2 separate regions of the Mus musculus genome follow, and region 1 is linked to region 2. Evidence: chromatin loops called from intact Hi-C (ENCODE). Cell type or tissue: gastrocnemius. All regions are shown on one strand. Each heading gives the region's core, and the rest is flanking DNA. Links, peaks and the distances in the headings are about the cores only.

Region 1 (16,379 bases), core at 3,780-11,779, 340 kb after region 2:
TGAATTTACAGAGATCCATCTTCCTCTGCCTCCCCAGTCCTGGGAGTGAAGATGCAAGCCAGGATGTCCAACGTTGTCAGCTTTTGTCTGGCTCCTGCTACTGGGTCTGAGCTTTGCCACAGTTGTATCAGTGGCTGGGGAAAGCAAGGGATGGTGGGCCCAGGCAGAGTCTCTCTTAGCAAGCAGCAATGTGCCCATCTCCCTAACTCAGAAAACACAGAGGACTCTAGCTCCAGCTCAGGGAAGGATCTTGGGAAAAGGAGAGGCCTGGCTTAGGACAAAGGAGCACAGCCCTTGTCCTGCTCAGAGTGGTGAGCACACCGACCTTTCTTTGGGCTTGCTCAGGTCTCAGTCTCCCCCTCAGCAATGGGCTGCTACGAAAGCCGTATGGACTCCGTGACTCACAAATCCCCTTAGAGACTTGGTGCTCTCTAGGCGTTCCCAAGACAAATGGCTTCAGAACTCAGCCCCGGAGACACCAAGTTAGGAAACATTCAAGCAGCCCCTCCCATCGAGGTCCCCATCTCAAGAAGAGGCCCATAGTGATGAACCTTGACCCTGCTTAAAGCCTATGGGGAAATTCTCTTACAGGCCGGATCCCAGAACCCAGACCTCCCTACCCACAATGCAACCTTCCATGTTCTCTTAGCACGACCCACTGGGTAGTTGGGAGCGGGGCAGTTGCTCTGTCCTTCTTCCCCTTTCTTTTCTCCCCCAGCACCCAAGGCTCAGCATAATCCAGGCACAAACGTTCAGACCACATTCACATCTGCCAATGGGCGAGTGGTAAGGGGGACTTGGGGGATGGATGGGGACATAAAGTGACATACTTCCTCTCTACTCTCACTCTAGGGCTGCCAAGGCTCTGGGGGAAAGTGGCAGGCCATACTTCCACCTTGGATTCTCTCCCTCTCATCCGTGTTCCCATCGCTTCACTGAAGTGCTTAGAAACTCTGCCTTTGCTTTCAGACGGGCTGAAGAGTGTCAGGCCGTCGGAGAGTGCTGAGAACTCCAGAAACATGCATCGGGCTTGCAGAACGGCACCCAGGAAACAGTGCCCTGTGTGTGGGAGCTGGTGTTTTGTTTTATTTTACTGTTTGGCTTGTCTAATCCATGCCCTGGGAATGGCGGAGCTCAGCTCAGCCCCACCTGTCTTTACCCTTAAAACACAGTGCTGACGTCACATGCTGGCTCTCAGCCACGTCTCTGAAGGGCACGAGGCCAGGGATGCCACAGGAGCCAAGTGAAGGCAGTTCTGAGGTTGTGGAACCCAAGCAGGAGGTCCCAGAGCCCCCTCCCTGTTGCCGTCTTAAGTGTCCCAGACTGGTCTCAAACTCCCTGGGTAATGGTGCTTTTGATCCTCCTACGTGGGATTGTAGGTGTGGCCCACCAGAGCCTGTTATGTAGTACCAGGAGTCAGATCCAAGATTTCATGCATGCTAAGCGAGCACTTTAACAGCTAAACTACATTTTAGTCTCAGGTTGTGGTTTGAATGTGTCCTGCAGAGTCTGAATGCAAAGAACTTAGCACCCCACTACAAAGCACTGTGAAGTAACTCAATCAGAAGGAGCCTCCCTCCTGAGTGGATTCATATGGAGTGTGCTCCATACGAAAGGAGTTACCATGTTATAACTCAGCAGGAAGGCCCTCAGAGGATGTGTTCTCAGTCTTGGGCTGCCCTAGCTCTGAACCAAATCCCATCCCTGTATATTACACATTACTCAGGCCGTAGCATTCTGCTACAGCAACACAGAACAGACTAAGACACCAAATGGGGAAGACACACCATGTGTGAGGAGAGACCTATGCCATGCATGGATTCCGCTGGGCTTTCCCCGCCCCTCTTCAGGAGGGAAGCACATTGGCTGTCAGCACTTGTGCGTGATGATCTTGTGAGATAAGCTGGTTGACTCCCAGAGAAGGAAGATACAGCCCTCACCTCAAACTGGGACAACTCTGTGTCTCACCCACATCCTAGAGTTCACTGGCCACTACAGCTCGGTGTCTCCCCAAGCCCAGGACTGATCCCCTTTCCCTTGTATAGGAGAGATTCTGAGAGTGCTCCCAACATCCAGTCTGCATGTCAGCCTCTGCCACAGAGGCTGTGCACAGGGGAGCAGCTGTCCCTGATGGATGCTGACCACAGATCATCATCTAACTGAGGAGGAGATGGACCTACCGCAATGGCAGACAGGGACAGTTTGGAAGAGTCGGGAGAGCCAGACATGGCAGAAGCTCACTGGATCAGCCTCCACGGGCTTTGACTGCCGGCTTGGTTGCTGCAGGGTCGATAAGGGGAGATAGGGATCTGAGAAGATTTTAGGCCCAGCTCTGAATGGGTAGTGAGGTCATTAACAGACCTGAAGAAACATGGAAGAGAGGTAACTGGATGAAGTAGGGAATGTAGATTAAATTTCTGAAATGAGGAAGCTGTGGAAAGCCAAGGAATGAACCCCAGGCATCTGTGAAATAAATGTCTGAACTAGGGGCTGGGAGCATCTTAAGAGACTGTGAATCTTTGAAGGAAGGACCTTGTGGGGGTCTCTCTACAAACCTATCTAGCCTAAACCTGGCTAGGGTGGGTAGATGGATGGATAATGGACTGATGAGTGGATGGATGGATAAGTGAATGGATGGTAGATGAATATACGATGAATATATCAGTATGGATAATGGATATGTGAATGGGTGTGCAGATACACATATGAGTGGATGGATGGATGGATAGATGGATGGATGGATGGATGGATGGATGGATGGATGGATGGATGAATGGATGAGACAATGGGTGGGTGGATGAAGGGAGTGATGAGAGGATGGGTGGACAGATGAATGAGTGGATAAATGAATAAATAGATGAACATATTGACAGATGGATGAATGAACATGCAGATAGAGGGGCATATAGATGTATGGGAAAGTGGGTGGCTATATGGATGGATTGATACATGGATGGGTGGACAAGTAGACATGTGGATGGGTGGTTAGGTAGACAGACATATGATGTATGGATGCATGGATAGATAAATGGGAAAGTAGGTAAATAGATGGGCAGATGGATAAATGATAGGTGGCAAGATGGACATATGGATAGATATCTGGATAGCTAGATAAATGGATGGATGGTTGGACAGATGGACAGATGGGTAAGTGGACAGACTGACAAACAGACGTGTTCCCTGCAGCACCTCAGACCGACTGATAGTGGGGATTGGGCCCTTTTCTGATGCTCACTGCCTGATCCAGGCCTCAGTATCTTGTCTCCTGCCTTAGCCATGAACCTCACTGGCAAATTGGAAAAAGGAGTGGTGAGGACAGCTGTGTTGAGAACCCACAAATCTTAGCCAGCATGGTTGGGGACACTGAACAGTGGCTATGTCCTGAAAAAAGAAAAACTGGGGCCCATGGGACTTGCTCACTCACCCAAATGCATGCCTTTAGGCGGGGCTTCAGGTGGAAATGAACTGGGTTTGAAGCTAAAGCTTGATTTCATTTCCTCCAGAGAGGTACTGAGTACTTAGTACTCAGAATCAGTCGGGCTCACTCTGTGGGTCCCCCCCCTCCCCCAGCAACCAAATGAAATGGGAGAGGCCTACTCTCTTGGGTGTGGGCAAGGTGTGTCACAAATTAAGAAACTATGAGTATGGTCAGCTTTCCAACCCTGTGGATAGCTGGCGGGCACTGTCTCATCACCCAGCCCCCTGCAGGTCTTGCTGATGTCAGTGGGTTGCCAGTCAAGCGGTGGCCTGGGGCAAGGGATCAGAGCTGAGATAGAGGTTGCTAAGATGAGACCATGTGAAGCAATGTGGGCTGAACACAACCTGACAGGCCTCTCCCCCTACCCTTCCTGGGGTGCTCTGGCTGAAAGAAACATGGCCATCTGTCTGCCTATATGCAGATCCCCACCTGCACACCCATTCCAAATGATCACAGGGAGATCCAGTCCCAAGAGTATAGGTGGGGCAGTTGGAACCCGGGTAGGGCAGAGTTTTGCCCAGTGTAGCTGGTAACAGGTTCACACACTAGAGAGACATTCCTGCTATGCCCACCCCCACCCACAACCTTTCTGAGAAGGACCTGACAAGACACTGCAAGAGGAACTCTGGTTTGCCGAGGAAACAACCACATACCTAGTCAATGACAACATGGAACTGTATGACAACAGCCATACAGGGCTGGGGGAGTCCAGAGGCAACCCACTAAAGACTCCTGGTCTGAGAGGCTTTCTAGAAGAGTCTGCTGAGTCTGCCGAAAAGAGATATCAGCACAAGGAAGGAAGGATGGGACCCACAGAGAGATACTACCTCACTGTTCACTTAGCCTGCACCCCTAGAGCCTAAGACCCCTTCTTTTCTCAGACTCACACTGTATCTCAATGATAGGGGACAAGGGCAGAAACGACAGGCCAGCGAATTGTGGACAGAAAGCATGAGAACCCTCAGGCCTGGCCGTGAGGACATCTCCTTCTCCATCACAGCAGCTGTCTGTGCTGCACGCTGTAATGTCAGGGAAGGCAAGTGCAAAGAACACAGGGAAGGGTGGGCCATCTCATGCTCTGGCCCCTCAGGACCAATTCACTCCATCATTCAGCAACTGTCAATCAAATCCCTGTTATGAGTCGCTCCCACCATCACAATCATTCTAGGAAGAAAGAATGGCTGAATATTCTTTCTCTACAAGCATACAGGGACAACTGGGGGGAAGGGACTGAACAAAACTCCAAGGTTCATTCAAAGACCAGTTCTCTGGGAACAAATGGGCAATTTGGGGTCTCAATAGATGAAGAAGAACAAAGAGACGCACACTGCATGGCGTAGCAGTAAGATTAACAATAAGGCTGGGAAGACCTCCATAGATGTGTATCCCGGTGCCCTCCGTGCACATCTCCTGGTAGGCAGCAAATGAGTCAGAGGAGCAGAAATCAGGCAGAGAGGCTATGGGGAGGGCCAAGACTGGCCCGCCTGATTTCCCACCTGTGGTGAGATGATGCTTTCTCTCTCATGCTACCTGAGGCAAGTTGGCAAGGGCACCATCCCAAGAGTTGTTCTGATTTTTCCCATCGGGAAATTAGGGAGCTCTGCTTATATATCCCACAGCTGGGCAACAGAGACCAGAGAGCCCCACCTTCCAGGGCAGGGTGGGGGTAGATAGAGGAACCCCCATCCTGAGAGCTAAGTAGTTGCCTCTCCAAGTAGCTAGGCCCCATTGGTTGCAACAAGAAGCTGTGATCAGGGCCTTGTGGGAGCCACCAGGGAAACCTCCCAGAGAGGATGACCTCATCAGATGGTGTGATGCTGGCTGGCAGCAGGTGGGCACTATGTTGGGTGGCACCAAACTGACATCTCTCTTCCCCAGCAATCCTACAATGTCCTTCTCCATAGATCCCCCTGAAGATGCTCAGTTAGAGGGAGGAGGATACACTCGAGGAGGGCTCCCAGCACGGGTTACACGCTCACCCTGGGGAGAGGATAGATTAGCTACCACTGAGACCCACGCTGCACTAAGGACACACTGACAGGCGCTCCCGAAAGGGCCCGAGTAACAGGCTTGGGAGAATGGGAAGCAGCAGAGGGGCAAGGAATCAGACCTGCCTTCTGACCTGGCTCCCTGTGGACCCTCTCTGTGCCTCCTCCTCCTGCAGATCACCCAGGGCTTCCAGGTGTGTCCAACCTTTTGATGTTGCAACATGATGCTGTCACCTATGAAGTTCACACACAAGAACTCGATGTTTTAAAGAACTTTATGGTGTTGTGTTGGGTTGCACGCAAAGCTGTCTTTGAGGTATGCACCCCACAAGCTACAGTCTGGACATACCCTTTAGCTTTAGATACTGAGGGCCACCGTCTTACACGCGTTCTCGCGACCGGCCAGGAAAGACGCAACAAACCAGAATCTTCTGCGGCAAAACTTTATTGCTTACATCTTCAGGAGCAAGAGTGCAAGCCCCAAGCCCCTTGCTTACATCTTTAGGAGCCAGAGCGCCAGAGCGCCAGAGCGCCAGAGCGCCAGAGCGCCAGAGCGCCAGAGCGCAGAGCAAGAGCTCTATTGTTTACATCTTTAGGAGCAAGAGAGCAAGCCCCCAAAGCCCAAGCCCAAAACGAAAGCGAAACCCCGTCCCTCTTAAGGAGAGTTATCCTTCGCCTAGGACGTATCACTCCCTGATTGGCTGCAGCCCATGGCCGAGTTGTAGTCACGGGGAAGGCAGAGCACATGGGGTGGAGAACTACCTTTGGCACATGCGCAGATTATTTGTTTACCACTTAGAACACAGCTGTCAGCGCCATCTTGTAACGGCGAATGTGGGGGCGGCTTCCCACAACACCGTACCTCTAGCTTCTCATAGCTCAGGACTACAGGGACACTGAACCTAGAGTCGCCATGGGAAACTCCAGACTACCAGTCTCCTAATTGGTAGCTAAAGGACCAGAGTCACATCCTGAGCTGAGGGTCCTCCTATCACTTATTCCAAGACCCAGAAGCCTGAGTCCACTCTGGCAGCCTCTACTCTCTCCTGTGCCTGTGTTGAGCTTCTCAGAAGTAAATTGCTCCAGCCTGTTGCTGTGTCCTGCCTGTTCTATGCAGGGGCAGCTAAATCACCAATTCCCTCCTTGCCTTGTGGCACCAGTCGTCTCACTGCAGGGCTTCTTGGAAAGATCTCAGACCAAGAACATCCCAGCCCCTGGACCTTGCCAGTTCCCTGGCCTCTAGCTGGCTGTAGGTCCCTTATCAGTGTCATCAATGCCCGGGTCTGCCAAGGTGCCTGCCTGCCTCTAAACAATGGGGCTCACAGAAAAGGAGAGAACCTCACTTTTTTAAAAATTATTTTTATTTCTGATTTTGTGTATGTTGGTACATGCTGGTAGTTATGTACATGTGAGTACAGGTGTTCACAGGGCTAGTCATTCCCGAGGTGAAAGCAGTCATGAGCTACTTAATGTGGGTGCTGGGAAGCCAACCTGGGTCCTCTAGGAGAACAATGTAAGTTCTTAACTGATGGGCCATCTTTCCAGCCTCAGACCTCACCTCTTGAAGGCACTCTGCTGCAGGAACCTCGGCTAGCCACCAGAGCTCCATACCATCCCTGTAAACCCCAGGATGACCCACTGAGCTCCGGATCCCTTCAGTCATGTTCCCTGGCTTTGCAGTACTTGGCAGTGTGTGGAGCCCACTTCCATCACACATTGCTTTGTGGTACCAGTGAGATCATGCTCTCCTGGGGGTGAGTCTTCATTTCAGGAAAGCCAAGACAATAATTCCATTCTGATCTCACCAGATTGCCAGAGGCTGCATGGGAACACAGGGGCACAGAGCCTGGCCGGGTAGGCGGTGTCAAGGTGTTCCTAGGACGCTGCTCATCCAACATGGCTGCGCTGAGCCCTGTGACAGTGAATGGGGGTGAACTAGATGTCAGAGCTCTGAGTGCTCTGGCAGAGGAGACAGGTAGGGCACTCAGGTACACAGTGTGTCACAGGCCGAGGAGGACCCAAGGCAGCCCCCACTAAGTCACAGGTGCTGAGCAGCAGTTTGACTGTAGGACAATGCTGTGAGCATATCAGTGATGGGGGGAGACATGGGGACAAGCATGACCAGGCCAGGGGACCTAGGCAGATTTGCATGCTAAGAGGACGTGGGTATCTGTCACGGACCCTCCTGAGAGGCTGAAAACCTATGGGTGACCTGGTCAAGAAAAGATTTTAGCAAAAGAGGTTGATGGCTGGATCAATAGTAAAAATGTCCTCCTGGGGGTGGGGGAAGGACTTTGATTAACAGTTATGGAAAAGACCTACAGTTGGGGGAGAGGTGTGTAGGAAGTTCTGTCCTAGCCTGGCAGATGGTGAGGAAAGGAATGGAGAGATGGTGGCAAACCGACTTAGGAGGAAGGGACTGGGTGATAGAGGAGCTCCCTGTCTGGTACACTAGAACCTTCCTATTCTACTAACCTATCCAGTAACTCAGGCCAGCCCCTTCCTCTCTGGACCTTGTTTCCCCATCTGGGAAATAGGAGCTAGGGCCAGAAGAGCCCAGAGGCCCAGCCCCAAGCTCATACCACTGTCCTCAAGAGGCTTTAAAGTACTGGCCTTTCATGCTTCAGGAGTGGGGGCATTCACCTCCCCCTGGTCCCCACAATCCATCCTTTCTCAAAGTACGGGCTCTGGAGTTAGAGGGCCTCACCCACCCTCAGGTGAGGGCAGGTAACCTAGTCCAGTAGACTGCATGTACAGAGCTACAGCGCCACCTACTGCCCATCTGGAAAAGCCCACCAGGTTCAGGCTTTTGGACCCAAATCCCTGTGGACTGAAGCACATCTGGCCCCTCCTCAGCCCAGGCCTCTAGGAGGACTCTGAGCACATCAGCTCTTTCCAGGAGCACACGGTGTGGGAAAGCATCACCTCCCCTTGCTTCCTCCAGGGATGAGCCTCCATTCTGTTCAGTTCATTCTCTCTGGCCCCACAGCCAGTCTATGTGGAAAAGCCCACTCCTTCTCTGATTTCCCACTGCTGCTACCTTGGCCCCAGGCACTGGGTCTCATTCTTGTCAAGTGAAGACTGGAGAGCCCAGCTTCTCTAGTAGTTTTTCCAAGGCCACAAACTGGTCGGCTCTTTCCAGCGTGCTGCCCTCCAAACTCAGTATTTCAATGATGCACAGTGACACACATCTGTCAGAGGCCACCTCTTGGTCTTTGCATATGCTGCCCTTTGAATTCTTTGTCTTTCAAAACTTTCCTTAACTGTTTTCAAAAAAGCCTACCCACCCATTGGGCCTGCACACCCCACACTGTGCAGTATGGATACCAGGGCTTCTGGTGGTCGGGACAGAAGGTGCACTGAAAAGCTGCCCCCCCCCCACACACACACATCCCTACAAGCCCAAGAACATCTACTGGCTGCTTCAGGGGCTGGAGGAGAGGGTGTGGAGGATTCAAGACCTCAGGAAGCACCTTGCACCCTGGTACCCCACTGTCCTCAGTGGGAGATGGGGCGTCTCAGTGGATTGTGGAGGTGACCCTGAGCCCCCCTCCAAGTCTTACTGATCCTCAACCTGGAAGTGAAGAGCCCCCATCCTCATCACATGCCATGCTGACCTGTGCTGACTGACCATGATTGCTTGTGGTGGCAGGGGAGGATTGTGGGGGGGGGGCATTGTGCGGGCAGCCTTTTAGGAAGGCAGGTATGCACTCCTCTGTGTAGGTGGCTGGGCAGAGGCACTTCCACTTGAGTCCAGTTACTGTGCTCACTTCCCAGTTGGGAAACTGAAGCATCCCAAGGCCAGAGAGAAGGGCCTGCTCTATTCACTTCGCCTTTGGCAGCGCTGTAGGCTGAGGGGTAGCTCACACTTAGATGAGCACAACGGATAGCCAATACACACACAAACGCGTGTTCAGCATCTGTAACTGTCAGGAAAATACAGATCAAAACTACAAGGAGAATCCGTCTCACCTCAGGACAGCTATCATCAAGAAAGCAACTAAGAAAGAGCACAGGCATGGGGTGAGAGGAGCTCTTACATCAGAGGTTCTCAACCTGTGGGTCGAGAAGGAGTCACATGTCAATATCCTGTATATCCTGTACATAACGACTCATAACAGCAGCAAAATCACAGTTATGGAGTAGCAACGAAATATTTTATGGCAGGGGTGGGGTCCCCACAACACGAGGGAGTGTATTAAAGGGTCACAGCGTTAGGAAGGTTGGGAACCACTGTATACACTGCTGATGGGATTGTAAATGATTGTAGCCACTACGGAAGTCAGTATGGAGGTTCCTGGAAAAACTAAAAAGAACTGTCATGTGCTCCAGCTGTGCTTCTCCTGGGTAAACACTCAAAGGGACTGAAGGCCAGCATGTAATTAAAATTCCTTCACATCTGTGTTTACAGTGACACTAGTAACAACAAGCAAATCCTGGGGTTGGCCTCTTATAGATGAATGCGTGAAGACACCGTGAGCAGATGAGCACAGGGTTATTCTTGTTCAGTTGTACCTGCAGGAAAAACGATGGACCTGGGAATCATTATGACATGCAGAATAACCAAGCGCAAAGACAAGCACTGTGTCTTCTTTTGTATCCAGGATCTAGAAAATGCAGCATAAATGTAGATGGGGACCATGAGAGAAGAGGGGACGAGCCTGGGGGAGGAGCGTAAGAAAATAGTCAAGAGTGAGGTACCACAGGTGCACACATGAAGTTCATTGTGTCACAATGAACCCATTGCTTTACAGGCCAAGGCCAGCTGCAGTGGAGGCTGTGGAAGTAGCTCTAAGTTCATGAACTGCTTGCTCAGCATGCATGAGGCCCTGGGTTTGATCCCCAGCACCAGGTGAAAGCAGGCATAATGACACAGTCCTGTAATCCTAGCAATCAGGGGGTAGAGACAAGAGGATCAAGAGTTTAAGGTCATCTACAAGTCAGAGGCCAGCCTGGGCTATATGAGACCCCCGTCTCAAAGCTAAATTATAATGAAAGAGAAAAGGTAATCACGGGGGCGGGGGGGTGTGGGGGTGTGGGGACAGTTGCCAACACAGAGATTCCAGGCCATCTCCTAGAGACTAAGACAAGCAGGCAGCCCATGCTCCACATACATGTTGAATGCATTAGGAAGTTCCCTGGGCTGATGAGATGATAAAACTAGACCAGACAGGGTGGGGATGCGAAGGGCTGGGCTTAGAAGGGAAGGGTTTGAATCCAGGAGCAGAGTTCTGCAGCTGGGAAGTTAACCTCTGCGTTCTGGTTTCCTCTTGCCTCAAAGAGAGATGCTGTCCAGCTCCTGTAATATCAGAGATCTGATGAAAGTGCCTTGCAAATTTCTCCCCAACTCTCATTATTATTCCAGTCATTGCTGGTTCTCTATGAGAGAAGCCAGGCTGAGGGTGGGTGATAGGCTCAGCAGTCAGTCCCTCCTGTAACACCACCCTGAGCCAATCTCAGGGAATGAAGATCCCCCTCTTCCTCTGAGCCACACCCACCCCCTTCTCCTCCCCCTTCCCAAATCTGTAGGCTTTCCCTGGGTCTAGGCTGACTTAGTACACGTGCCATTTTCTCACCAGAACGTGTAACTTCTTCCTCCAGGGTACCTCAAAGTCAGCAATGACAGAGGGCCTAGAGGGAGGAGACAGCCCTGAGCTCAAATTTCTCTCAGAGCTGTGGGATCTTGGTCTGTGGATCAACTTCCTGAGCCCTGTAGCTCAGAAATGTGTAAATGAGCTGACATCTGCAAGGGACTGTAACATCTGCCACTGGGTTGGCCCAATCAGGTCAGGCCACCCGGGAGTTTGAGCTTGGGAGACAGGAAGGCATCACAAGAAGTGGATTTGGACTTGGGCATTCACGGGGGTGGGGGTGGGGTAAGGTGGAGTGGAAAGTTTCCTACCCCTCCCCCAAGGTCTGGCCACACTTTGTTGATGTTTATAAACGGGCAGTAAATAATCCTTGCACAGACTGTGTTATTGCTTTTCCTTTAAAAACTGAAGTGAGGTAAATTGCCCTGTGGTCTTTTCTGAAATCAATTAAATCAACACAAAGGGATTTATCAAAACATTGGCAAGCAGACCCATAGGACCAGGGATGGTCGGTGGCTGAGTCCCAGACAGGCAAGAAAGGGGAGGAAAGCAGTTCAGGGCACACTGGAAACCCTTGGATGCTTCTGGAATCTGCTGTGCTGGTACTTCTGGAACTGGGCAGGAGCTAACGACACAAAGACTGCATGGAAATCTATTTAAGAAACAGATTCCTGGGCTGCAGAGGTGGCTCAGTGGTTAAGAGCACTTTCTGTTCTTGCAGAGGATCAGGGTTCAGTTCTGGGCACCCACATGGTGGTTCATAAGTGTCTATAACTTCCATTCCGGGAGATTGGATGCCTTCCTCTGAACTCCGTGGGTACCACGCATGAACGTAGCACACATACATACATGCAGGGGAAGCACTCACGTACATAAAATAAAAATAAATATGTGTTAACGTTGGAAGGGGTAGATTCCAAGTTTTCCCATGCCACCCCTCTGCACAATAGCAACAAATGGTCCAGGAGGAATTGACACAAGAGCTCAGGCAGGAGCTTTTCTCTTCATCAGTCTTTGAAGTGCCTCAACCAGATCCTGCATGCAACTCTATTCTGTTCCCAGAGAACCAAGCCTGTGCTGTAGTGTTCCATTCTTAGACACAAGCACAGAGATGAGCAGGCACTTGGGGACACCCCCAGTGGGAGAGTCAAAGGTTTTAAAGGATAAAAGGCAAAGTAACATCAAAATCCCAGGGAGAACTAAAAAGGAATCTAGATAAGGGAGTCGACATGAAGCAGGCTTCAAACAGAAAAGAGTAATTAGTGCTCTAAAAATCGAGGTATTATAGTCATTGAACAAGAATGGGATGCTACAAAACAAGAACTCTTGGGCGTTAAATATAAAATAGCAAAAAGGGGGAATTAAGAAGAACAATTGGAAGAAAGTTTGGAGGAAAACAGAGCAGAATGATGAAGAGAAACCAGAAGAGAGGGGATAATGAGGATGTAAGGGGATTCAGCCCAGATAGCCAGAGCAATGGAAGGCTAGTCGGAAACACTGACGGTCAACAAGACAGGAGCTTATGATGGAAGCCGCCCCAGGTCAGCAAGGATGGCTCACCAGGTAAGGGCGCTTGCCTGAGCCTGATTCAATTCTTTGGAAGGCTACTGAAAGGTGCTATCCTTTGAGCCAGACTGCTTCCATCTTTGTTAAATTAGCTGTGCTTGCTTGTGAGAGAGTTCAGCACAATCTGGCCTGTGGAGATTCCCTCTGGGAAAGAGTTGGTGGGGTCAGTGGATCATCCTATGAGTACCAGCCATTCTTCCCAGCCCTCTATATGCCATTCAGCCCTAATTGAACATGACCTTTTGCTGCAGTATATAGGCTCAAAACTCTAGGGGAAGAAGACTCCACATATGTTGCTATGGGAACAATCAGGGTGACTGCTTTGGAGTCATCCACTCTCCTATAAGCAGCTCCTCATCTGTGCATGCCCTGGAAATAAGCCCCATAAACTCATTGGTTCCCCAGCATGAGCTTCAGTGAAATAAAGTTTTTGTTCATCATTAGAATCGTAGAGGGAGGGAGACATAGTTTATGTCTTCCTCCAAGGAAGGATTTTAGCAACAGGGACTCACATGGTGGAAGGAGAGAACGGACTCTTGCAAGTTGTCTTCTTATTCCCACTGGAGTCACGCTTCAGACGAGATGAGAACATGAACCAAAGTAGAGAGGAATGCAGCACCCAAGAAAGAATGTGGCTGGGAGAGCAGGAAAAGGATGGTGGAGGCCAGAGGACTTAGGATGGAAAGCAACTCATCCTGATTATACAGGCTGGGAGGCTGGGAGGCTGGGGGGCTGGGAGGGTTGGGAGGCTGGGAGAGCCTTCCAATAAACACCAGTGCACATTGAAACATGCTGAGACTGATGCTACTGCATCTGCTGTGCAGGGACAGAAAAGTAATCACAGAACACTACATGCCTGTGTTGTCAGCAGCGTTGCCTCGATCGGTTGCTGCAAAGAGTTCTGGTAGCCAAAGTTGTGATGCAATTATGCCAAGAAGTGGGGAGACACAGACTGTACAGGTGGCTGTAGAGATAACAAGGGGAGGGGATGACAGGTCAAGAAGCAGCTGGGGAGGCAGGGACAGGGCAGATCTCAGAGACACAGTGACTGACCAGCCTAACTTAATTGGTGAAGGTCAGGTGCCAGTGAGAGATGCTATCTCAAGATGGACAGCACCTGAAGAATAACACCAGGGTTGATTTCTGGCCTGTAAACACACACACACACACACACACACACACACACACACACACACACACACACACACACACACGTGCACACACATCAGAGAGAGGGGGAAGAGGGAGAGGGAAGCTAAATAATTTAAAGTTAAAAGCTGTTGTCCCCTTAGAGTGAAAAGGGATGTTACAAGGTTTCAAGACTTTCCAAAACCTATATGTGCACAACTGAACTCAAAAGATTGCATGCCTACATGCCCCTAAGCCAAGGGGCCACCAATGGCCCGAGGCAGTTCTTTTCAGTTGAAGCCTTACATTAACACGGACCAATTCCTCAGTGGCAACAGGGGTGCTGTGGAGGATGCTGGAAGCCAACTAAGTGGATGCCTTTTGATGCCTCTGTGGTCCCTGCAACCTGTAATGATGCTTTCTCCCCACACCTGCATCAGCTCTTTTCACCGCGACAAGTGCCCAGTTTCAACCGTCTAGCAGATATTTGTTGGGTCTCATCACTGCCAGCAGACTCTAAAGTCTTCTAAGGACAGTGACTTCAGCGCAGATTAGCCACTCCTTTGCCCCATATGTAAATGATCAGCAGCTACTGAGCATCAGGCTGCTGGAACAATATGACCCTTGCTGCTTAGTCATCAGAAGGGTAATCCTTAGTCTTGCTCTGCCTCATGGTTCTGGAACAACGAAAATGCTTGACAAATTGCCTGATTGAGTGGCTGGGGCTTCTACATTCCCCTGGGCTGTAGGATTTGACCAGCTCTCAGAACCTTCTAGCAAAGTGCCAAGATGTTCTGTGTATCAGCAGAGGTGATGCAGAAGAGAATGGGCTCTGAGTCTGGGAGGTATAGGACTGGGACCTGAGAAGATGTGGGGCGAAAGGATGTGGTGGTGAGGTCCCGGGGGGTTCGTGGGTGTCGTGGAGACCTGCTGTAGGAGTATGGGAGCAGGAGGAAACAGGGAGTCAGGGTATCTCAAAGCAGCTACAGAGCAGCCTGGATGGAGAAGTGACTCATCCCGGCCTGTCCCACCCAGAACTGTCTAACTCACTGCCCCTTGGTCTGGCTTCCAGTGCTGAGTTCCCCATCTGGAAAGATGTGTGAGCCAGATTCTTCCCCACCCTAGGATAGGGTGGGTGGGGTCCCAGGCCCAGGCCTCCTTTCCTTTGGCTGGTGCATAGCTGAAGATGCTGGCTCAAGGACTCCAGAAGAATGGGACACCAGATCATTTAACTCAGAAGTTCCCAAATGCTATGGATTGGCTAGTTTGAACTAAAGAAATGGCAACCAACAGCAAATTATCAATTTTATTTATTATGATTTGTTAAGAACATTCTAAGTAACACTCCTTTAAAAAATGTGTTTGACCGTGGAGACCAGAAGAGGGCGTCGTATCCTCTGGAGCTAGAGTTACAGGCAGCTGCTTTGAGCAGCTTCACACAATGCTGGGGATCTTAGCAACCACCTCCAGCCTCAAGAAGAAGCACCTATCAAGCACCTACCATCTGGGGAGGCAGCTTAGCGGTCAATCTCTTCCTAGCCCATATAAGGCCCCGAGTCCCATCCCCAGCATTGGAAAATCACCCCAGTGTCCTGTTTCCTGGCATGAGCGATGCTTACCATGGATTCAAGCAGTAGAAGTGCAACAACCTGTCCATGCATGTAGCTGTGTGCCAGCCTGAGTACACACTGGACATGCAAGCACTTCAGCCATAAAACCATCATGTGCAGTATGGCCCTGACATTTAAAAATAAATTTAATCCCAAAATGTAAGAGTGGCTGGGACTTGACCAGACTGGGACAACAAGGGAATAAGAAAGAACAGACACGACTACAGAAAAGCTGGGGTCAGGTGGACTGTGTGTGCTCTGATGGACTCTCTGATCTGGGTAGAAGGTGTCTGCCTGCAAGTCAGCCAAGGATGCAGGCCTCCAGGAGCTGCTGTTGCTAGTTTTTTGCACACACAGGCCAATCATTTGTAAACACATGCACTTGCTCACACTGTCGGCATTCCCTCTCAGAGCAGAGAAGGCTTTGCCGTTCCTCTGAGCCTCACCCCGAGGTGGCTGGGAAGCTGAGCTACTTCCATGGGTCTGCGGCACTAGGGTCCTAGGCATGGCCCTGCCTATGTCAAACAGACACGTTCACTCAAGGCTTCTCTGCTCCCCACGTATAAGGAAGGCACAGTGTAAAGGACAGTCACTCATCCTAACAGGGGGCACAGTAAAGCTTCCGTTGCTTACTTTCTGTGTATAACACCAAAACAACTTCCAGGGGAGAAATGACCAAAACCCCATTTCACAGCTCCACTCCACACTGGCTTTCGAGGTTCACTACAGGGGTTTCACACCCAGCCCCAGCTCCCCACTCTGACCCGGCTGAGGACAATCCAGTTCCTCCTCGGTTATCTCCAAGGGAGAGAAAGCCACACCCAGAATAAATCTATGGAATATGCACTGTTCATAGAACATGGCGAGAGAGGCGGAGAAGCAACTGCCAGCCCTGCTCTCTAACCCTCCTGCCTCGAAGGCCAGGCCAGGTGGAGGGGTCTCAGCCATCAGGTGCCTTAGTCACATGGCAGAGTGATCAGAGCTTTGTCTGAAAGGGATGCTGTATACCCAAGAGACC
Region 2 (8,000 bases), core at 1-8,000:
AATGACCTGAAAGGGATGATGTGCGATGTAAGAGAACGTAGACTGTAAATGGTCCAGACAGAAGGGGTTTAACTGCTGACAAAAGCAAGTACGTGATAAACTAGTACTTTTTGGCTGTTGTGATGAGATATCTGAGAAGAGAGATTGAAGAGAGGCAGGTTTATTTTAGCTCACAGTTTGAAGGGATACAGTTGATCTGGACAGGAAGGCGTGGCTGCAGGATCAGGATGCATCAGTTACATTGTATCCACTGTCAGAAAGTAGAGCAAGTGCTGGCCCTGAGCTTATTCCCGTGGAGAGTCCAGCCCACCTGATGTTATACTCCCTCCCCCACCCCCCACCCCCCACCCCCACCCCCACACCCCTCACCTCTCATTTCAGCCACACGGTTTCTCTTTAATGGTGCTAATCTCTTCAATACTTCAAGCTGCTTTCACTGAACTCTTCTTGCTTCCAACTGTAAATCTGACGAGGCTGTTCCTCAGACTTTCTGCTCTGCGAACCTGACTGAGAGCAGTGAGCAGAAACCACACCATACATACCCTGGTCCTGATGGGGTCCATTTTGTGAGCATCATCCCCACTGTCCATGCTTCTTATGGTTTCCACACTCCCATCAGAACAGCCCATTAAGTTATTTTAGCATTGTAGAGTTTCTTTCATCCAAAGCTCCAAACTCTTCTACATCCTACCATAACCCAGTTCCAAAGGCCCCGAAAGCCAAGCTATCAGGTAGTCAGCAGCAGCCTCTCTCCCGGTACCCTTCCATACTGGCCTGGCTACATTTCCTTTTGCTGTGACAGAGCACCTGGCAGAAAGCAACTCTAGGAGGGGGCAGGTACTTGGTCTGAGGAGATTCACTCCATCATGGAGGGGAGGGCATGGCCGCAGCACAGTGAGGTAATGAGTCAGGAGGCAGAGAGAGAGGGATGTGAGTGTGAGAAGCTCGGCTTGCGTACACTTCCCCCCTTTTATTATCTAGTCGGAGACCTCAGTCCTTGAAGTGGTGCTGCCCACAATGGGCAGTGGATATTTTCATCCTCAGCTAAGTCTCTGGAAACACTGTCGCAGGCAAGTCCAGTCCAGTGACAGTGATTGATCCCACAGTGAGTTTATGTGTTATAAGAGATCAAATCAGGTGGTGGCAGTGCACTTGAGAGGCAGAGGCAGGAGCATCTCTGAGTTTGAGGCCAGCCTTGTCTAGGGCAAGTTCCAGGATAGCTAGGGTTGCACAAAGAAACAACAACAACAACAACAACAACAAAACAAATAAACAAAATCAAAGTAGACTATTGTTACTCAGAATGTGCTCTTCCCACTCTGACCAGTCTGCCTTCAGTTTGTGGGTGTGCTGAGGAGAAACTTTTACAAAATTTTATAAAATTTTTTATTATCATTGTGACATTTTTAAGGGATGCTCTTTGAAAGTATCAGATCTCAGTGGCTGGAATGAAGAACTTCAGCAATGGCTGCTTCCCCAGAGGGGTTGAAATGTCACAGAAGTGATGTGTGGTGTCGATTGAGATTGTCTGTTTGACAGGAGGTTACAGATATTAAACAGCTGTAGGATTTAGTAGAAAAACTTGAATTCTAGTCAGCCATGGTGGCAAATAGAGGCAAGGAGATTAAGAAGGAGTTCAAAGTTAGCCTCTGCTACATAGAAAGTTTGAGGCCAGCCTGAGCTACATGACACTCTCTATCTAAAAACAAAAAATAAAGCACACCTATGTGTACATGTTCAGAATTAAAGAATTCCTGGTAATTGCTAGAGGTTTCTGATTAGCGAAGGGAAATAGAGGGCTGGAAAGACTTAAGGAAAAAAAAACGCTTTGTCCACATGGTTTCACATGGTAGTGTTAAATGTGATGGAGTGAGACGGCAGCAGTGTGTCCACATTTGTGGCCCAGGTAGTTGTGAGTGACGGTGAGACGTTTAATCTTGAAGGTTACAGGGCTTTGAGAACGGCACATTTCTAAGAACATGAATTCTGGACCAGAGTTTCTAGAGTCCTGGTGCAGCCTTTGCTGTCTGCCACAGCATTGTCCACTCTACCTTCCAGTGTGGTGTGCACAACTCACTGTGTGTGTGCGTAGGGGGAAGTCTTTGAAAAGCACACACCAGGACTCGTGATCCAGTGTTCAGTCCCTTGCTTAATCGTCTGCTGGCATCATTGAGGACTCCTTTATTCTAATTAACTTGGTGTAATAAAATTTCATATTAATTTTATGTAATACAGTTTCATTGACTTGGCAAGTGTGTCTTTGAGTGACTTAAATCTTTATCTACTCTCCCCTTCATCTCTGTTCACTACCCCAGCATTGAGCACCTACTGCATACCTATTAAACTAAGAATGGTGAGACTAAAGAATGTAAAATACAGAAGAACAGTCATTTTGTCTGTGTGTGTGTGTGTTAAAGAGGAAAGGCAGTATGTATGTATTCCAGACCACGGTCTTCACTGAGTTGATTAAAAGGTTATCTTGGATGGTGAGTTGCATGGGTTCTGCAGTGATGTAGGTGAACTTTGAACAAACGTTGGAGACCCCAGAGACACTGGTAGCTTGAGGGCTGTGCCTGGGGGAATGGCTGCTGGATGGGATCAGGAGGTTGGGAGATAAAATCGGCTTTGCAGTCTGCTTACAGCCTTTCAGGACTTTTCCTGTAACGTGTGCAGGTCGGCTCCCTGGCCTGGGTTTCTTTTTGGCAACCGCTCTTCTGGGAGGCTGCTGGCTGCCATCTTGGGTAACTGGGAAGTCAATAAGAAACACCAGCTTCAGAGTCAGGCTGCTCTGGATTTCACCTTGAGTTGACTGCTGCTTACTGAGGGGGCCCTGGGAAAACTGGCTCTGTTTCTCATGCGTAAGTGCAGGAAACCAACTGTACCTCAGCCCTCAGCTGGCTGGGGTTAAATTAAACATGAGAGTTGTGTATATGAGGAGGCTGGCATGTATGCAGAGTTCAGCAACCAATGGGAATGATGCTCACTAGGTAGGATCTGAACCCCACAGAGAGTGTGCACACCTCGAGTGCTCACCACTGTACTGGCACGGTGCTCCCAGCCCAGGCCTGCCATGCTTGGGCAGAGAATGCTGGTGTAGCAGCTTTGTTTAGGACTATCATAGCTTGGGAATTAAAATTTTGAGAGGGAGGTATCTCCTTCAGTCTAACTCTCCTGTCTTAACCTTGTGGTATTTAGTTTTATACAACTTACCCTGGTGGGACACTTAAATTATCTGACAGATTGTAAAAAATTTAGACTGCAGAATTTTCTTTTCATGCCAAAAACTGCAAAAGCAATGTCCAGAGGGATCCAGTAGGTGGCGCTGCTTTCTCACTTTAGTGAAAAGAAAATTGGACCAGGAATGGAATTCAAGTCAAAATGTTCAACATTTTTCAAATGAAAGAAACAGATTGAAATCACAACTTGCTGAGTTTCACACATGTAATCACGTAAATGGTCATCTCGAGTAGATGGTGAGGCTGACAATGGCTGAGGGACAGAGGGACGAGAGCAAGCTTCCCATCTGTTTTGAGTCCTGGTCCTACACCTTTGAAATGTAGGTGCTCTGACTTACAGCCCAGCTTTGGACAATGCTTATTAACCAATCACTTAGCCTCTTAGTGTTAGCTGCCGCATCTTGAAAGTCAAGAAATTCTAGTTTGCTCCAGGGAGCCAGGCATGGCTGCATGCACCTGTGGTCTCAGAAGTTGAGAGGCCAAGGCAGGAGGTACTCAAACTCAAAGCCAACATGGGCTTCATCATAAGATCTTGCCTTAAAAAAAGAAAAAAAGGAAAAAAAAAGCATGAACTATTGGAATTTTCTAGCCCAGTGCCTCCATTTCATAAATAAAGAAACGGAGGCTCAGGAGCCTTCTGGCCTCTCAGGCTTGCATGTAAGTTAGTGCCATGCTGTAGATGATAGCTGAGCACAGCTGTAATTACATATGATCAGCACAGCTGTAGATAGTGTACTAGAACCACTGTATACGTCAGCCTGTAAGGACTTCTCTGAGTAATCTCAGCCCATCTTTACAGCAGTCACAGAGAAGGCAGGGCAGGGCAGGTCTGCTTCGGGCTATGTGCATTTGAAACACAGAGGTCAGCTGACTTTCTATACCTGTGACTCACCCATCTCTATGCAGGATTGACGCTTGTGTTCTTCACTTTAGAAGCCTCTGGACAGACAGACAGACCACCGTGGGCAACCGGGCCAGCTTGTTATAATCTTTTGGAGGGTCTGTCCCCCTTTTTAGGGTACACAACAATCCTAATGCCTGTCTCTGATGCCAGGGTCAGGCGCCTGCGCCTGCCAGGGATGCAGTAGGGAGCCGCCATGGGAAGGAAGAGCGGGCTGTGTGCTAGGATGAGGGCATGGTGGACATGGGAATCAGAGCGCGGCTCTACCTCCCTTTAGACTCCTTTCTTCATTCTGCTCTGTAACCTGGGGAAAGGTAGCGGCTATCCTTTTTACCTTTCCATTTCTTTTGGGGATTTCTAAAGTGCTGTATTTCCTTAGCTGTGAGGGGTGCTGGTGGTATCTTCTTTGCCTTACAGTCACTGAAGTAGACAGGGGTGGGGTGAGGTGTGAGGGGTGGCGCAGAACCTGGAAAAGTGAAGAGGTTTTATTTAATTGCCCTTCTAAGACTGACTGAGAGGTTGGACAGTGGCTGTTCGCTCTTGGTCATCCTGCACTGGGTCTAGCTTGATGGCAGAGAGCATCCTGCCCTGTAGTACACAGCAGAGCACTTAGAAGTTAGGATTTTTTAAGTTCAGCCTGTCTTTGATTGACACCGAGCTGGGCAGTAGATCATTTCTGCTCAGACTTTTAAACAGTTGGAAAACCTTTTCTTTTTTGTGAATATAAATGTTTTACCTGTATGTATGTAAGTGTACCACTTGGAATTTGAGTTATAGATGGTTATGAGCTACTGTGTGGGGGCTGGGAATTGAACCTGGTCTTCTGAAAGAGCAGTAAGATGCTCTCAGCTGCTGAGCTATCTCTTCAGTCCTGAAAAAGTGGAGAACTTTTCAAAGTTGTTCTTATATGTATCTCAGTCAGTCATCATTTGTGTCTCCAGTAAACAAGACAGGCTGGACAGATAGATAGTCAGGGCTGTCTGTTTGCTGCCTGTGTTATTCTAACACATCTTGGTATCTGACCTTGTAAACACCGGTGAGCTTGTTTCAGAACCATCCTTGGTCCACTACTGCATCAGGCAGGGGCGGGCCTTTGAAAACCTCCCATTGCCAGCCTCATTGCCAAGTCCTTTAAATGGCAGACATTATAGTAGATGCAGTGCGTATATTCATTTAATGTGGAGCAACTCCACGACACGGCCATTTTCAGTGGATGGGCAAAGCGCCTGGGAAGAAATCGTCAGGCTATGGACGCAGGATTGCACAGCCAGTAGGTAGGCAGCAGGCTTTTCATTTGAGCGCTGGTCTGACTCCCTTAGAAACTTGTATCTCTGAATTGGGCCACGTGGTGTCTGCATTCCCTCCCACTTGAGGTGGTGGGTCCCAGGCCTGTAGTTTCACATTCAATTAGAACTGTCCACTAGCAGTGCAGAGAGCTGGAGGAGAGCTCTCAGGCCAGTGGCTCGTTAGGCTGACGAGGTATTGCTAAAGCAGAGACGTGCTGGGAACTGAAGCCGTCACCCCGCCCAGACCCACTGACGTCACATCCATTAGTCACTGCATTTGGCCTCCCTCTGGCTCTCCCACTCCCCTTTCTTCTTGGATCAAATTAACTTTTTTGACAGATGTTTGGAAAATAGTCTTATCCTGTAATTTATATTTATAAATCCTTCTGCTACAGTGTGGTCCCCATTCTCCGCCTTCATTGAAGCCAGAAAATAACCTGGGAGAAGGCCTCGTTTCCTGTTATGAGTTTGGAGGCTCTTGTCTTCGTAGCATACTTTTTGAGCTTTTGAGAATTGTATGTAGCACCAGGAGGTGGGAAGCCAAGAGAGATGCTTCGGAGAGATGCTTTAGACTCTTCAGAGGTAAACACCATCAGCCTGAGGTTTGTCCTCCCCAGACTCAGAGCTGAGCCTTTTGTTTGTTTAAAATCCTTAGTCTCTTTTAGATTAGATTTGGAATGAAGACATTCTTAGCTCTGAAAAGTCAGTGCCATTCAAGCTTCCCCACAAGCCGGGCCCCTTACTCCGTCCAGTGATGATGGTTAGCCACACCACTGCTGCCCGCTCCTCCTCCCTCATGTCTGCTGGCTTCTCCCTCATGGCTCCTCCTCCCTCATGTCTGCTGGCTTCTCCCTGGTTATAGGAGATTTTAGATGTACTCTTTCTGCCTCTAAGGTATATGCTCCTGTGTGCGCCTTGCACGTCTTTGTGTGTCTGTGTATACCCATGTGCATATGTAGGTATGGAAGCTAGGGGTCAGTGACAAGTGTCTTACTTTACTGTTCTCTACATTATTGACGTCATCGTCGGGGACCCAGTCTCTCACTGAACCCAGAGTTCATTGGCCTGGTGAGGCTGGAGTGATCCACCTACCTCAGCACCCCAAACCAGTTACAGACACATAACAGCTCTACCTGGCTTTTACCGAACAAGACAGCATGCTTGTCCGGCGGGCATTTCCCTGGCCAAGGGTTCTCCCCAGCCCGCTGTCTCACTTGTATGGTCTCAGGCTCTAGTGCTTTTTCTGCCTGGCCACATTTTTCCAGGAATGAATGCAGTCCACTTGAGTTCTGTTCCTCCTCTCTGCTCTGCCCTGCTGTAAAATGGACACCACACTCCAGAGGCGGCCACTCCAGCAGGCCCTCCTGTCCTTCTGAAAGTAGCAGCACCAAGACTCTTAGTCTACTTTCTGCTTGAGTGTTTATAGTTGTGACTTCTTACTTTAAACCCAAGAACCTTAATTTAAAAGAACCTTCCTTATTGCTTTGAATGCTCCTTAAAAAGCAGTAATGCCCATTTCAGGACTCACGTGTCTTCGCTTACATTGCTGTCCTTACTGCACAGTGCTTCTCACGGTTTCGAGAGAGGAAAGGCACGTCTGAAGCTGTGGCCACACTGGGGGCAGGAGGGTGTCCATACTGAGCTCAGTGTCTGAGAAGAGGTCTCCCCCTCCCTCTTTAACGGTTCAGCATCTGGGCTTCATCAGAGCCCAGGCAGAGGGTGTCCAAGACCTGCAGACGCTTAGCAGAGACACTTGCCGTTTTACTCAGTTTCAACTTGGCCAACACTTGAAAGCGCATTAGTGTCCGTGCACATGTGCACATGGGACCCAGGCTGTCTGTGGATCCAGCAGGTAGCCCTCCTCACGCATAGTGTAACCAGCCTACTGCAACCATAGAAAGGACACTTCCCCATATGTGGGATAAGCCGTCAGCTTTGTTTTATTGTCTTTTATTTTTCTTCTTGCCTATCTGATTTCTTATTCTGTCCAGGTTGGTGAGTCTGGGCTGTGCAAAGTTCACTTGCCACTCAAAGACGGTGCGCCCAGCATTGCTGGAAACCTGCAGGGGATCGCTTACGCTGTCCTCAGGCTCTGCCAGACTTTTGTTCTCCTTAGCCCATTGTATCCGGATTTTCTTAAAAACTTTCATTTGTTTGTGTGTGTGTGTGTGTGGGGGGGGGGGCATTAGAGTCTGCAGAGCTTGGAGTTACAGGTGCTTCTGAGCTTTTGACCGGGCGCTAGGAGGTCACCTCCAGTCCTTTTAGCCCCTCACCCCCCAGCCTCCCAGTCTCCCCACATAGCTCCTTCCTGGCCAGCTGGACTTTGGTCAGGTGCTTCAGAGACTGGTGCACCCTCCTGGCCCCAATTGAGTAGGTTCCTCCCCTCTGCCACAGTGACCCTTTGTCCAATAGTACCAGTGCCCACCCCTCTCTTAGCCCAGGCTGTCTCACGTCATCCCCTCTCTCTTTGAACCAGTAACGATAGAACCTGCCAGTGTCCACTCCTTCACTGTGGGCTTTGGTTGTTTTCCATTTCTAAAATGTTAATGTACTTTGTTGTTTCAAATCAAGGCAGTA

Evidence for each region. A loop is a pair of places that touch in the nucleus more often than their neighbours do. Peaks named below come from ENCODE experiments on the same cell type or tissue, not always from the same donor. Only the 100,000 strongest peaks of a DNase experiment are listed, where the experiment ranks them.
Region 1: it touches region 2 in a loop (4-fold over the local background); 31 of 42 quality-filtered maps call a loop at or near these places.

Annotation. Positions count from the first base shown.
Region 1 is chr7:98,735,398-98,751,776 of GRCm38, reverse strand. No RefSeq gene overlaps it. Among named protein-coding and RNA genes, the nearest start is that of Gm19656, 16 kb to the right of the region's middle. In gastrocnemius, for the core only: no CTCF peak of the experiment used is centred there; a DNase peak (open chromatin) is centred at 8,236.
Region 2 is chr7:99,075,039-99,083,038 of GRCm38, reverse strand. All of the region lies in intron 5 of Uvrag (UV radiation resistance associated gene), which reads left to right. Among named protein-coding and RNA genes, the nearest start is that of Uvrag, 62 kb to the left of the region's middle. In gastrocnemius, for the core only: a CTCF peak has its summit at 3,304 (motif pointing right); a DNase peak (open chromatin) is centred at 3,315; H3K27ac peaks cover 831 bases.